Regions from separate parts of the Homo sapiens genome. Here region 2 is linked to region 1. The links are chromatin loops, found by intact Hi-C in ENCODE. Cell type or tissue: dorsolateral prefrontal cortex. All regions are shown on one strand. Links, peaks and the distances in the headings refer to the core of each region. The heading gives the core; the rest is flanking DNA. Region 1 holds the start of LOC105377366 (a long non-coding RNA gene). Region 2 overlaps LINC02945 (long intergenic non-protein coding RNA 2945).

Evidence for each region. A loop is a pair of places that touch in the nucleus more often than their neighbours do. Peaks named below come from ENCODE experiments on the same cell type or tissue, not always from the same donor. Only the 100,000 strongest peaks of a DNase experiment are listed, where the experiment ranks them.
Region 2: a loop joins it to region 1, with 3 times the contacts of the local background. A loop is called at or near these places in 47 of 110 quality-filtered maps.

Annotation. Positions count from the first base shown.
Region 1 is chr4:111,627,444-111,635,791 of GRCh38, forward strand. LOC105377366 (a long non-coding RNA gene) reads left to right here and starts at 4,727. Exons shown (of 6, transcript NR_188427.1): 1 at 4,727-4,961. In dorsolateral prefrontal cortex, for the core only: CTCF peaks have their summits at 3,472 (motif pointing left) and 4,383 (motif pointing left); no DNase peak of the experiment used is centred there; H3K27me3 peaks cover 3,565 bases.
Region 2 is chr4:112,028,497-112,036,844 of GRCh38, forward strand. All of the region lies in intron 1 of LINC02945 (long intergenic non-protein coding RNA 2945), which reads right to left. Among named protein-coding and RNA genes, the nearest start is that of LINC02945, 80 kb to the right of the region's middle. In dorsolateral prefrontal cortex, for the core only: CTCF peaks have their summits at 3,434 (motif pointing left) and 3,635; no DNase peak of the experiment used is centred there; H3K27me3 peaks cover 2,858 bases.

The DNA of each region.
Region 1 (8,348 bases), core at 119-8,118:
CCTACTTCTGTCAATTCATCAAACTCATTCTCCAACCAGTTTTATTCCCTTGCTAGTGAGGAGCTGTGATCCTTTGGAGGACAAGGGGTGTTCCGGTTTTTGGAATGTTCAGCCTTTTTTGCTGGTTTTTCCTCATCTTGGTGGATTTATCTACCTTTGGCCTTTGATGTTGGTGACCTTTGAATGGAGTTTTTGTGTGGATGTCCTTTTTGTTGATATCAATGCTATTCCTTTCTGTTTGTTAGTTTTCCTTCTAACAGGCCCCTCTGCTGCAGGTCTGCTGGAGTTTGCTGGAGGTCAACTCCCAACCCTGTTTGCCTGGGTATCACCAGCGGAGGCTGCAGAACAGCTAAGATTGCTGCCTGTTCCTTCCTCTGTAAGCTTCATCGCAGAGGGGCACCTGCCAGATGCCAGCTGGAGCTCTCCTGTGTGAGGTGTCTGTTAACCCCTGCTGAGAGGTGTCTCCCAGTCAGGAGGCACAAGGGCCAGGAACCCACTCAAGGAGGCAGTCTGTCCCTTAGCAGAGCATGAGTGCTATGCTTGGAGATCTACTGCTCTCTTCAGAGCTGGCAGGCAGAAATGTTTAAGTCTGCTGAACCTGCACCCACAGCTGCCCCTTCCCCCATGTGCTCTGTCCCAGGGAGATGGGAGTTTTATCTATAAGCCCCTGACTGGGGCTGCTGCCTTTCTTTCAGAGATGCCCTGCTCAGAGAGGATGAATCTAGAGAGGCAGTCTGGCTACAGTGGCTTTGCCAAGCTGCGATGGGCTCTGCCCAGTTCAAACTTTCTGGTTGCTTTGATTACACTATGAGGGGAAAGCTGCCTACTCAAGCCTCAGTAATGGTTGATGCCCCTCCCCCCACCAAGCTGGAGCATCCCAGGTCAACTTCAGACTGCTGTGCTGGCAGCGAGAATTTCAAGCCAGTGGATCTTAGCTTGCTCAGCTTCATGGGGGTGGGTTTTGCTAAGCTAGACCACTTGGCTCCCTGGTTTCAGCCCCCTTTCCAGGCGAGTGAACGGTTCTGTCTCGCTGGCATTCCAAGCACCACTGGGGTATGAAAAAAAAAAAAAAAAAACTCCTGCTGCTAGCTGGATGTGTGCCCAAACGGCTGCCCAGATTTGTGCTTGAAACTTAGGGGCCTTGTGGTGTAGGCACTCCAGGGAATTTCCTGGTCTGCGGATTGTGAAGACCACGGGAAAAGCATAGTATCTGGGCTGGAATGCACCATTCCTCAAAGCATGGTCCTCACAGCACGGCCCCTCGTGGCTTCCCTTGACTAGGGGAGGGACTTTCCCAACCCCTTGCGCTTCCTGGGTGAGGCGACACCCCACCCTACTTTGGCTCATCTTCTGTGGGCTGCACCCACTGTCTAACCAGTCCCAATGAGATAAGCCAGGTACCTCACTTGGAAATGCAGAAATCACCCACCTTCTGCATTTATCTTGCTGGGAGCTGCAGATGGGAGCTGTTCCTATTTGGACATCTTGCCAGCCACCTCTGCAGTTTTTAATGTTAAAATCAAAGTATATTTTTTAAGGCTTTGATGATTATGATCAGAAGGGTTTTTGAGAAAAAAATTTAGATTCTGAGTCTTCATTTGCTCCTTTTTGAAAGTTTCATAGCTTTGGAAGTGTCCACTTAAATGTACTTTTCTAGTATTTCCAGAATTTTCAAAGTTATACTCTAAAATATTATATCATAAATAAATTAAAGCTTAGAAACAGGCAAGATAAAAGAAAAAGGTTCATTCGAACACCCTCTTCCTCTCTTTCTCTTTCTCTTTCCATATATATATTTTAAATATTATATATTTATAAGAACTAAATTTGGCTTCTGCCAATATATTTAACATGAGAAATTCAGTTAATTTCATCAAATTGCTCCTACAAATGATCATTTGGGATAATTTAAGATGAGGAAGAAAAGAAATAAATATTTTTCATTCATTGGATTTATGCTAGCAAAATATATAATACAAAAAAAAACAAGTTAAAATAATAAAGATTAGTTTTCAAAATACCCCTTTGTTCTAATTACTGAGATATTCTTAGTAATAACATTTTTTCTTGCTTTATTGAGGCATAATTGGCAAATAGAAATTGTATATATTTCAGGTGTACAGTGTGATGTTTTGATATATGTGCATATTGTGAAATGATTACCATAATCAAGCTAATTAACATATTCATCTCTTTGCATAGTTACCTTTTTGTGTGTGTGCGAGAACACTTAAGATCTAGTCTCTCTGCAAAATTTAAATATACAATATTGTGCCCAGTAATAATATTTTGAGGCTGAAGCATCCATATAACTCTCTTGACCCTTTACTTTTCATGTGTAGACCCAAAGAAAATCTATCACGACTCTGAAATGCTACAATCAGAATTATAATACACAGCAGGAAATTAGAAATTATTGATATAAAATGAGATCAAACTAGATTTTGCACCTACAAAAATGAATAAAATTCCTTTCCATCAAATGTGTAAAAGTTAATCCAATTTATCTAATAGTAAAAACATTGATTTTATGTGGTATTTTTCAGACCATAGCCATATTTAGCCTTTCAAATCACTGTGATAAATAACTTTCTGATCCATCGCTTCCCCTAGCTTTGTTGCTATTATACAGCTTTATCTGATTGATATAATTTTAAAATATGTATTTATGACACTGAATCTCCAATTTTCAATTGGATTGTATTTATAAAAATCCAATTTCTAAATATCTTATCCATGTTGGTTAACAGTCACAAAAATAAAGATCACTTTATCAATTGGGGCTAATTCTAGAGACTAAACAAAAAAAACCTCTATTATTTTCCAATTTGCTTTGCTGTCTATACTCCTGTATACACCAGTATTCCCTTGAAATATGATCTGTTCTGAGTTCCTCAAGCACAGAGAGTTCTAGGGCACATATAATGTTAGGGCACTTCATTATGTATTTTTGTCACCAGTTATTTTGTTTTGAATTAATATTTATTTCAGGGACATAGGATTGTTTTTGCAGTGAACCATCCCTGACTATCAAACTATTGCCTACAATCACTGTCATTAATGCAGCACTATCACATGAGAGCCAAGGATTAAACCTGCCAAAACAAGCCTAAGATTTTATAGTCACGAGGCAATTAATTACTACACATAGAAATAAAACTAGTCACATCCCCAGATTATATCAAAGTACTCATTTTACAATATTGCCTGCTAGAGGATTAGTCTGATTGATGACACAATTTCTCCTGAAATTTTTGCCATCTGAAAACCTAATGACATCAGGATAAACCATTTTACTCTACTTTAGGCCACTCCTATTATTTTCAACCTTTGCGCCATTTTATTTTCACCCTTAATGCAAAGAGGGGCTTCTCTTTATTTTCCTCCTCTCTTACCAGGAGTCAGTCACTATCCAGCTATCCAGGGCAGAGAAGATTATCCATTTAATAAGGAATTACTGCCATCTTGTGGTTACCATAATTGAAGGAAAAAATTCTAATGCTCTAGACAACAAAAAAAAGATTGAGATGTTATATGCTATTTTATCCATTTTAATTGCAACATACCTCATTAAAGAGACAGTATGATACACGATGTTTTTTAGTGAAAATATGTACATGAGTATTAGAGCATTCAGGAAGATGATCCCTGTTCCACACTTCATCAAAATCCAGCAGTAAATGAAAAATGTAAAGTTTTAATCTAAAATAAAAATGTGAGTCTGCACATGATAGACAATTATGTAGAAAACTAAGTGGAAGCATTAACAATTTCTTATACCTACCCCTACTTCAGCAATTTATCTTCATTTTTTTTAATGCTAAGAATTTGTAGAGGATCATAATTCAGTAGGTTCAAATATTTCTAACTCTGAGGTGACATGTTTGCCACACATCTCAATAGCCCATGTCAGCACCGGAAATTGGCCAAGACCTACCAATAACCAGAAACAGATTTGAAGTAAATGCTTCTCTCAGATCTGTATGGCACATGTTGTCCTCAATATTCTTTTCCTTGACATGTGACAAATTTGCAAATTCTGCATTTTTAAGATTCACATGGTAGAGCCAGTAAAACACTGGCAGTGAGATCCAATAAGCACATCTAAGAACACTTTGTTCTGAAAGTATAAAGCAAAAAATATAACTCTGCTTCTCTGTCAAGATATGTGACATTATTTAAAGCAAAATTAGTGTTTTGAGAAGTGGTTTCAAGGTATATTTATCTGAATGCATTTGATCGAGGAAAGCAGCTCACTAAAAACTTATTTTAAAAATGAGGTGTTCAAAAAGAACATTTTCTCCTCATAAGATTTGTATTGGTCTGAAGTGCAAAACCTTAAATAATGGTAGAAAACACTCCACCTGGTGGTAGAAGAAAAAGGGTAGCAGCTCTATGCAAAAGATCTTCAGACAAAAAGATGGAGTGAATGAACAGAATACAAGCCTAGCTAGAAACCATGTCAGATACTTCACTGCAGTTGCTGAGCATCCTAAAAGCAAAATCCAGACAGAATCTGTCTCTCTATAAATCTTTCCACCCCTTTCCATTACTAGGTGGGTACTGTTGGCTCTAAGCCATCTGATTTTACTATGATTTATTAACTGCTATGCATTATATATGAGATTCAGGTTTGCTGAAGAGTTACCCTTATGGTCATTGTTGCATACAAATCAGCTACTGTTAGAGAGGTTTATTGCATCATTTTATGCTGCTAGCACTTCTGTTAGGCAGTGGTATAATATGTAACTGGAAAAGAAAACCCCTCCTGTTATATTTTCCCTTATACGTTACTAGCACATGCAGTGCACGTTAAGAACAATAGTCTTTTGTTCTGTTCTGTTTATAAAAAGAAGAAAAAGCATCCAGAACAATGGGTGAGAAGAAACAAAAACCTGTCGCCTAAATCAAGGGATTGGTATTCTCCAAATCATTGCTACCGCATTGAGCCATTTTCTCTGGTAAGACCAACTGAAACGTGAGAAAGAGCAATAATGTGAGCAAAACCAATTTACTCTTGGTAGGAAATTGGAAAAAACGGTAGCAGAGATCTAAGCAGATCTGTCTCTGAAATAAGCTACCACAAAACAGTATTTCCACACTCTTTTTACATTGAGACATTCGATTAACTAAGTAATTCAACTCGAATTTCTAGCCCAGCTCTCAGTACAATGACTTGACAGCTTGCCTTTAGCACTTCGCTTGTATGTTTGCTCATAACTGGCATAAACAATCAAGACAAAAGCAACACATTACCTAAATGGCCTTGGTTTACCTGCAACAAAAGGCAGAATGGATATTGTCTTACATACCCAGCAGAAAGGGAAAAGGCATGGCTGACCATATTTTTTTTTTTTAAAGCAGGGGAAGGAGGGCTGTTTTCCTTCCTTTCTGAAATTTTGCCATGTTACTCTAACTGCAAGCATTGCTATCAACTTCAATGTGGCATATGTTATTAAGTGTTTCTGAAGAAAGACATTAGTATTAGGTAACAGCATTATGACTAAGAAGAATGAGTCAAATATTCTGCACTCCCAGCTTTAGTAAGACTTCTGCAGGCATACTAGAAACATCTACTGAGATATATGTAAAATGACTTTAGAATCTCAACAATGTAGATATAAATACATGTTTGTATTTCTGTTTTAAAAATTTTGTGTAAGTCATCCTTGAATGCATTTCCTAATATTTTTAAATAGCTTGATTTCCTCTTAACTAATTGCGTGGCATGGTGAAAAAGTTTTCAATGTAGTTTAGTATAAAACCATTTATTGGATTCCCACTGTGTGCCTACTGATAACTTTTAAGCATAACAGAGATGAATGGTTGTTAGTTGAGCTCAGAGATTCTTAATGTCTTCAAGTCTCTGATTTTTATAGAAATTTTCCATGTATAATGAGTTTTATCTCACAAAAACTGCCAGAGAGAGGAGATGCTTAGAAGGAAAATGAGACCTTGAAGAAGGAGAGGGCAGACAACATGAACCAAGAGAGTAAATTGTTCTCCTGCATGGGTAACTTTGAAAAGTATCAATGATAGGTTATACTAAAAAAAAAAAAAAAATCCATATTCTATGATGTCATCAATGCCTTGAAACTCAAGACTTTTCCAGTTTCCTGGATCAATGGCTTGAGAAATGTCCTAAATACAGGGTCACAATTTTGTGTGATAACCATCCCATATCCCCCCTCTGCCCCCGAAATTTTCCTTTAAGGGGGATATTGTTTTCCTTCCCAAAGGGTATATGATTCGGAGATGTGGAAAACGCATCTCCTGAAAAGAAACTATTAATTGGCATATGATATTATTATAAGGCTTTATTTTCCTTTGGAAAAAACCCAAAAACCAAAGAATTACCAATTTTTAAACGATTTTCAAAATGAGTAACTGAAAAATCTCAGAAGCAACCCCCAAACTATTGCGTCACGCAGTTTGTGGGTATTTTAGTGTCTTTTTAAAAATCAGTGTGTATGATCTCTATTTTCTGGGTGACTAACATTAATTAAAATGAACTGCACAATCAGAGAGTGAAGATAAATATGCACCGCTTATTCCAGTTTTTCTTTCTTCCAATGACACTATTTAGACTGATAAACATCACTTGGCCTTGGCAATCTAGACGCACAGGCCTGTGAATAAGCCCTAATTAAGTTAAGTGGTATCTCTCCAAGGACATCTGCTACCAAAAGTTTCAAATATCCACAACAAAACATAATATTCCTACCTCCAGAAACATGATTAATATAGAAATATTTTTCTCCAAAAGGGTAAAGTTAGGATTTGAGATATTGCTTCCTTTATTTTAGAGCTACAAAACTTCCAGTCTTATGTCACTTCTTTTTTTCTGTTTCAGTTATTTACATCGTCTTACTCCCCACACAGTTTGACAGGTATAATTAAAATGAATGTAAACAATCAAACAGAAAAGCATTATTATGCAGTAGAGGCTGGAAGAAAATCTAACATTTTTTTTTCTCTTTGGTGAGGAAGTGGCTTAGTTAAACTTTCCCTCGACCTCTATTGATTTATGATACACTTCCTTTCAGATGGTGTCTCTACAAAGCAAAGTGAAATGGACGGTTTTCCAGCTAATTTGTTTTGTATGGACAGCCAAGCTGGACACTTGCAGACCACAAAGTCTGTGAATGAGAACCTGGGAGCTGACATGAGAAGAATTGAGCTGGAGCCTTTTGCCATCACTGAATAAATAACTTACCCTCTTGAATCCTTACCTGTACAACTGGCATGAGACACCAGCCTGCCTTTCACACAGCTTGTGATCTAATAAGATAATGCTTATGTACCTGTTTTAATATAAATAGACTGATATTAAAATGGCACATAACACAATCATTTTTACTACATCAGTCTTCATTATAAATTATTTTATATGTATTGATAGGACTGAGTTGCTAGATTTTCAAATGAATGTTTGATGAGTTACACCAAGATAATACAAGCATTTTTAATATTTATAGACAAAAAAGTTTATTTTTCATATTTCTGATGATGAGAGAAAGATTCTTATTTTGTCTGTTATTAAATAAGCTGGATGTACACAAGTTTTCACATTTTCTGATTAAAAAAAGATTTTAAAAGAAAAAAAATGTTAATCAAATGCCCGTATGGGGAGAAGTAAAATTTTTGTTGTGGCAAAGTTAAAGTGCACCTCTCTCAACAACACTGAATTTTTGCAAACACTGAGTATTTACTTGGTTCAGCCAATGTTAGTTGTAAGTTTAAGGTAATTATAGTACTTGAATGGTATAGAGGAGGATAGCTATTACAAATTGGGGGAGAAGGAAAGGAACTTCAGTGGTCTCGGAAAATTTAAGACAGAATTTGACCGTTCTTGTTTTTTAAAAACACGATGCCCCATCATCCTTTGATCCACCAGTAAGAATATGAAGCTGCACCCCACAAGCTACATAGCATAAGGTGATTTAATGCATTGTCTATATTTTATACTATATTACAATGCAGCTTACACATATTCAAAACAATTGTTAGGCTACAGCTTTGTCACATTGTGCATTATTTACAATCACTTGTAAATCCAGAAAAATACACACGCGGAGAAATGAAAGCAGGAGGTAGAGATTGTTTTAATGTGATTATATTGGCATCTGATATGATAGTGCTTTGGACCATATTGACATGAGTGAGGATTCTAAGTAGCAACTGTTCAATACCATCCGTTGGACTTCTCTGATAGACCACTTAACTATCTCAGCTTTTCCAGTGATCATCTCATTTATCTAGGATTATTGCACTGAATTTACTGTTTGGTTTTCTTCCAGAACTGAAATGTCAAGTCCAGTGTCATGTATGCAGTAGCTTTGTGCTGT
Region 2 (8,348 bases), core at 268-8,267, 400 kb after region 1:
CATTTGAAAAACAAAACAGAACACCTGTTTGTCGTTTCTCCCTTCCTCCTACCTGCATTCCAGAATGCTGATGGGAGGGTAGAATTTCCAACAGCCATTTTGGACCAAGAGGTAACCTTGAGAATGAAAGCCATTCATAGAATGGCGAAATACAATAGCAGAAGGAGCCCAGGTCTCTGTTGACCATAGAGTCCCCATAAAAGTCCTAGACTCTCTTATCTGTGTTTCTCTCACAGATAACAAGACAGAAGAGAAATAAACTTCTATCTCATTTAAGGTATTTGGGGTTTGCTCTATATGCAGCTAGTAGAAAAATTATATTGCAGCAGATACTAGAGAAAATTGATATGCCTTTGTATAATCTATACAACTCTCATTCCTAATATTTCTATTGTATTTATCAGTTCTAAAACTGAAAAATTATTTAAGAATTCATCTTCCTTATATTTATTTTCAGAAATCAGAATGATGTGGCAGAAAAAAAATCAGCCTGAAAATTAAGAAAACTATATTTTGATTCTAAATAGTTATATTACTTTATTAAGTAATAACACTTCAAGTGCTTTTTCATCTTTAACATAAGAGATTTGAACCAGATAAACTCTAAGGTCTTTTCAGTTGCAAAACTCTTCTGTTTCTATATTTCTTGCTTTCTTCATGGGATTATTGAAAAGACCCAAATGTATAATTTTTATTTAGCAAATAGCACTGTGCCATGCTCTTTGCAAATATTAATTTAATCATCATAGCTGACCAAGGAGGTAGGTACCACCCATTTTAAAGATAAGCAAACTGAGAAATAAATTAAGTAACTCTCCCAAAGCACATAGCTTACACTTGGCCAAACCTGGATTCAAACCCAGGAAGTTTGACTGGGTTTCTGATCTTAACACTACCCCACCCTACCTCAAATAAACAGAACAGCAAATAAATTCTACTTAACTAAGTGACTATAGTCACTTCAGTACAATGACTCAAGGAACCTAACAGGACATGGTAATTTTTCTTATTTTCAGAGAAATCCAAACATGATTTCTCCCAAACCTTAAAACACAGTATTGATGGGAAGCTCATAGTGCAACCATAACTTCAGAAGGGTGTTTGGGGTGTGCTGTGGACTAGAATAGAATGTACTATTTCCTTATGAAGTAGGACTTGAGAAATTTTCTCAGCATCGCCTGGGGAAAGATATTATTCTTTCCAATAAATCCAATTTTTATTTTAAATCGATACATGAATAAATAAGCCATTGCCTATCGTTTCAAGCTGAGGCACAGCATGGATCTTGCCACTGCGGTGCGGCAGATGGGCTGCGCTCTGGCATGCCTAATGCTCAGCTTCCGTCCGTCAGTGGCTCCAGCCACTGTTCCTCCACGCTTCCCTGGCATGCGAGTATTAGGTTTCACACAGAAATGCAAAAAAAAATGCCTTTAAGCTCATTTCTACATGAAATACAATATATTCGCCAGATAAGCTGGACCCTCATATTAATCATAAATCAATTATGTTTACCCTTAGCCAAGAAAGTACTAAAATGTTCTTCCCTCATTTTGAAACCTAATATGATATTCACAGTAATTATGCTGGCTTTCATATGAATCATTGTCTCATTCTGTAATTGTTAGTACATGGCTGATTCATTTTCTGCCTTATAGTATTTGAAATGATCATTCCACTTGTGGTAGGATTTGGGGATTTATTGAAGTAAATCCTTTTACTCATTAGACTTTCCTTTTTTGTATCCCATCTTCAGTCTTTTTGTTGAGATTTTACACCAAAGTTTTCTAAAACCTGTAGCAAGTAGGAGAACAACATGTTAAATCCTACTGAAGCTGGCAAAGCCATACTAATGGATGGCAAAGTCTCTCTCCACCACTTTTCCTTGATCTTGTCCTTCCCTCCAGAGTCACACCACACCCACCCCCTTGTTTCAATTGTCCCTTTCATGCCTCTGAAAATACAATCACGTTAATATTATGTGCTGAAACACTTTTAAAATATGAAAGTATTTCAGGTTACTATTCAAATATGCACAAATAAATATGAGGTTTTTTCTGGGTATCATATACATCAATTTTTGGGAAGAGCACATTTAAAGACAGATGTCTGCTGTCCTGGCACCTCCAATATCACATTATTTTATGCATATTAAGAAGGTGTCATGGAATCGTCTCTGGTTCAGACCCTCTGGAATGTGAGGCATGGTCTTGGGATTGTGCCCTGCTGCCCTTTCTACATTAAATGCTAAACTGTCAGAGTGAGAGGAAACAGGTGGACCCAGTACAACGAGGGCCATCTGACTGAGACTGCCAACCTTCAGGTGGAACGTAGGAAATCAGAAATCAGCAGCCTTTCTGGACACTGTTATCACTATAAGAAACCATAATAATAAAAATGGGGGACTTAACATTGTAGATATTAGTAATGATCACTGCAATAAGCAACTCCTTTCCATGGACGCAGTCTCAAGTCCATGATGGCTTTACTTTAGGAGGGCTATTTATGCTATCCTCTATTTCAGAACTATATTTTGCTAGAAAAATGATTAAAGCTTATTCTCTTTTTGCATTTTGAAGTATTGGGCTTTTCATTTTAAAGTGTTTGATATGAAATTTCATCTTTATAATGAGAGTAGCTATTTATTGATTGCTTACAATGCTGAGGACACTGTGCTAAGAACTTTATATTCACAAACCTATTTGAGCCTTAAAACAACCCTTCAGGATAAGTATTATCAACTATTCTTCTTTATAGATGAAGCAATAAAACATCATATAACAAGTAGGGGAAAATCCACATCTCAAACCTTAGGCTTTGGGACTCCAAAGCCTATGTTCTTAACCACCACCTTACCCCATCTTGCCTTTGCAATCATGTATGGATTGCCAAAGAGCTATGCCCAGTTATTCACCACATTTTTTCAATATAAAATAAGTTCATCATCTAATAAGAAGATCATGATTTCTTTTCAGCTATTTAAGTGCTATAAATTCTCTTTATTTGCTCATTAGCTGGTATATCTTATCAGCTAATGGCAAAATGTAAAACCAGCTGGTTTTTAGAACCTTTCTTTTGCTTTCATTCTCAATGCTCCCTGAGTTGTTTGGTTGGTTGGTTGTATTTGTTATAAAGGAGTTAAGAGTAAGTACAAAGCAATGACAACATTGTCAAAAAGCAGAATTTGTTTTAAATTGTTCTCAACCATTTTCTTTATCAACATATACATCGCCACATAAAAAATCCAAAATTAGTTGGATTTTTACACTGGCTGGAGGTAGTCCTTAATTTTGTAAAATGGCTGGTTTTATAAACTGCAGAATGATACACTTCTGTGCAACAGAGCAGCCGAAGTCTGAAAACAAACTATTTGGTAGTCAAACCCTCCCCCATTCTAGGCTTCTTATATGGAGCTGCCATGACATCTAGTGGCCAAAATTTAGGGAAGCTATTCTTTATCCATAAAGCACACAGGATTTCTAATTTAGAAGCATATTGAAAATCTCACATAGAAAATGAAATTGTCGGTAAATACAGTGCTTCAAAGTTTACGACTATTACGTGAATTGTTGGTTTATCCTTCCTACATTACTTAGATATTTTAAAATATTTATCATAATGAATTTACACCAAAGCCTTGGTTTATTCTGAGGTGAGTATGTGAATGCATCATAGGATTTGATTCTTTGTGTTTTACTTCTGTAAGAGTAACAACAATTCGATATCAATGATTAAATCAACTTTACATTTTAAATGACAGTCTAAGTAAATGAGTAATAACTTTATATTATCTCAAATTAAAGTGAAACAACTGACATACAAGTCAATTCCCTGCACCTTTTTGCTGAGTTAATGGGATTTCTTTTCTAAAGAAGAAATATTTAATGTTATTAAAGGAAGAAATAGAAGATTGGAAGTCAATTTTTAAAGCAAAATAACTAAAAATGAACAGAGTATAGTTGTCTTCAGCAGATTTTTTTTAAAATTCCAAAGGTCTGTTTCTAGTAGATTTTCTGTGGTTTAAGCTAAAATAAATAGTTCGTGGAAACCACAATATACAAATGATCAGAAATAATTTTTAAACTCTTTTTCTAATGAGTTTTTTAGTCTAAGAAACACCAAAATAACAGCCCGAGACAGAGACTGATGCATCCATGGTTTATGAAAGCTATAATCACAGGAGTGGGGGACAGGAAGGGGCAGGAGAGACAAGAATGGATACAGAAGGAGGGGCAGCCAATACAACGATGCAATATAGAATTGGCCACTCCTGGATGCAACTGATTCCTGGATCTACAGGACCTTCTGAGAAAACTTATGGACTGTACCGTATCTCCAAATCACTCTCTGGAAGGATGCAAGGGTGGAGCATTTCCTGTCCATTTTTATGCCATATTGGTCAAGGTCTGTCCCATGGGTCATAAACTCACCCACACAGGGAGGCTGTTCATATGTGTTCAAGAATCCAAGGCTTCTGGTGTCAGAGAAGCTTTATATGGACTGAGGCAAGGCACTTCCAGTTGTACCTACATAAAACAGGTCAAAATCTGTGCACAGGCCGGGCACAGTGGCTCATGCCTGTAAACCCAGCGCTTTGGGAGGCCAAGGCGGGCAGATGACCTGAGGTCCAGAGTTCGAGACCAGCCTGGCCAACATGGTGAAACCCGGTCACTACTAAAAATATAAACATTAGCTGGGCATGGTAGTGCATGCCTGTAATCCCAGCTTCTCGGGAGGCTGAGGCAGGAGAATTGCTTGAACCTGGGAGGCAGAGGTTGCAGCCAGCCAAGATCACACTGCTGCACTCCAGCCTGGGCAACAAAGGGAGATGCTGTCTCAAAAAAAAAAAAACAAAAATCTGTTCATAACTGTTGTCTGCAGCAATGGCTGAAATGAAAGATGTGGCCAAGCGGATCTGCAGTGCTACACAAGAAACATTCAATAAATGTGCATGCAATTATACTATCTGTGTTACATTAATAACAAAATAGGTCATATCAAGTTCATTGATATGGATATTTTTATATTTAATAAACATTACTAAGTATGTTGATTAAATGATATAATTATCACCCTGGCCAATGCACAGCAGAAGTCAAAATTCCAAAGGGATCTTGAAGCAGCAGTAAAATCTATTCATCTTGATTGGCAATTATTTTAGTGATGTTAGTCTAAACAGTGTTCACAGTATGAATTGTTAGGTTGAAATATTTTAATCTTGTGAAAAAAGCAACATTTAAAATCAATTATCTCGATGTGAAATCCTGATACGATGGGAATAACTTGGCTCCTGGGAAGAAAATCTGTTAAGCTTTCATAGAAGCCCCAAGAGCAGATGTTTTACAGAAAGAAGAGAAACATAAAAGAAAATGAGAGTGGGAAATAGAAGAAAACTAAAATCCTACCTCATATCATGAAAAAATTTCCCAAAAGATAAATTTAGATTTTGTCCATCAAAGGGAAATTGGAAGTTCTACTTTTAATTTTGTATGTCCTTGTAGTACTCAAACTGAGCATTGTCATCGTCAAAAAAGTAAAGCTTTTGTGGATCCTTCATGACTGCTATCAAATCTAATTCAAGATGGATCAAAGACTCAAATGTGAGAAATAAAATCATTACCTCCCTTGAAGACAACATAGGTGAATTTTTAAATAATCTTTAGGATGATAAACGCTTTTTTACAGCCAGAAATATTAAAAGATGAGTATATTTTTACTTAAGTGGTAAAACCTTACATGGTACAAAGAAATGCCAGACAAAAAAGCCAAAATACTTGTAGCATGCAGGACAGATAAGTAGTTAATATCTGTCATATTTTAAAAGTTCCCTATCAAATCACTAAATAAATGATGGAACATCATAACGAAGTAGATCAAAGAACTTGAATATACAATTGAAGAGAGAAAAAGTAAAATATTAGATAACATTAAAATATATCAATAGCTAACATTTACTGAGAATGAGTTTACCAGGAAATGTTGTAAGAGCTTTATGTGTATTAATTAATTTAATTTTCACAATTCTATGAGGTCAGTATTATTATTATTACCATTTCCCAGATGACTAATCTGTGACATAGAGAGGTTAAATAATTAGCACAAAGTCAAAAAGCTGGTAAGTGATAAAGCCAGAATATAAACTCACATGGTCACACTCCACAGCTTTGGCTCCTAATCAAATGCATACATTCATTATTAATCCAAAACTCAAATACAAACAATGATTTACTGCTTTCCACCTAGCCAAATGATAAAGATCTTAAAGATCAGTGCTATGTGGAAACTCATAAATTGTTAATAGGAGTGTCAATTGATACAATCTTTTTGGAGGTCAGTGTAATGATATGCATCAATATTAAATGCCTTCTTTTTAACTCAGACATCCTTCCTCCAACAGATTCCAAATAGATCCTAAGGAGATAAAGAATCAAACATACAAAAATGTAGGAACAAAAACGTCCTTCAAAGCATGATTAATAATAGGAGCAGGAAAGAAATGGAAATAAGCACAATGTCATCAGTGAAATAGTTGTTAAACAAATTAAAGTATATCTATACCATGAACAAATATATAGACTTAAAAATGAGTGATATATTGACAAACCATATATCTCATAAGGGGTTAATCTGCAAAATATACAAGGAACTCCTACAACTCAATAGTAAAAACTCAAAACTCAACTTAAAAATGGTCTAAGGACTTCTCCAAAGAAGTCATACAGATGGCCAACAGGCATATGAAAAAATCCTCAACATCACTAGTCATCAGGGAAATGCAAATCCAAATCACAATGAAACATCACCTCATACCTGTCAGGGTGGCTATTATTCTTTTTAAAGAAAGTGTTGGCAAAGATATGGGCAAACAGCAACCCTAACACACTATTGGTGGGAATGCAAATGGTGCAACCGCTATAGAAAATAACACAGAGGATCCTCAAAAAAAATAAAAATAGAACTACCATATGATCCAGCAATAAAATTTCTAAGTATTCATAAAAAAATTGAAATCAGGATTTTGATGAGATGTTGGCACTTCTATGTTCACTGCAGCACCATTCACAATAGATGAGATGTAGAAACAACCTAAACGTCCATTGACAGGTGAATGTATAAAGAAAATGTGTAAGGTACATATAGTGCAATACTATTCAGCCCATTAAAAAGAAGCAAATTCTGCAATATGTGACACCATGGATGAACCTTGAAGACATTATGCTAAATGATATAAGCCAGACATAGAAAGATAACTACTGCATGATTCCACCTATGTGAAGTATCTGAAATAGTTAATTCAGAGAATCAAAGAGTGGAATGGCGTTTGCCAGGGACTGAAGAAGGGGGAAATTTGAGTTACTAATCAAGGGACATATAGTTTCAGTCAAGCACAATGAATAAGCACTAGAGAAATGCTGTACAACATTATACCCATAATCAATAATTACATATTACACTTAAAAATTTGTCCAGGCCGGGCACAGTGGCTCACGCCTGTAATCACAGCACTTTGTGAGGCCGAGGCAGGCAAATTACAAGGTCAGGAGTTTGAGACCAGCCTGGCCAATATGGTGAAACCCCATCTTTACGAATAATACAAAAATTAGCCAGGTGTGGTGGTGCACGCCTGTAGTCCCAGCTACTCAGGAGACAGAGACAGAAGAATCGTTTGAACCCAGGAGGCGGAGGTTGCAGTGAGCCCAGATCACACCACTACACTCCAGCCTGGACAACAGAGCATGACTTTGTCTCAAAAAAAAAAAAAATTGTCCAAGAGTAGATCTCATGTTAAATGTTCTTAGGTGTTCATTGACATAGAGAGGTCTGAAGATCACTGAGAATAAATTATAATTATAAAGCAGAATATATACAATGATTTTCAACTGTTTGCTGCCATAAATCATAAGAAATTTTACAGAGTCCACAATTGAAAGTGGATCACTGAGTCACTGATTTTTGAGTGGGTGGATGGGCAGCATAGTCCCAATTGAAAATAATTTTCATATAGTATGAGGATAAACACACATAAAGATATTATATATATTACATGCATTTACATATATACATAACTCTGTAAGTTTAAGTGTGCAAAAAATATATATCTAAATGGATCTTCACAAAAACTTTTACAATGAATATTTGCCTGAATAATAGTATTGAGAGCTATTGATATTTTCCTTTTCATATTTTCTATCTTCCTTCCATTTTCAATACAACTGTATATTACCTATCGAATCTGAAAACAAATTATAACTATTTTTCATCTGAAAAAATTAATGCTTTTGATATGCTATTCTTAAGTTGAGCAAGACAATTCTTTCTGTTCCCCACGGATTGTCTAAGTTTGTAAACAC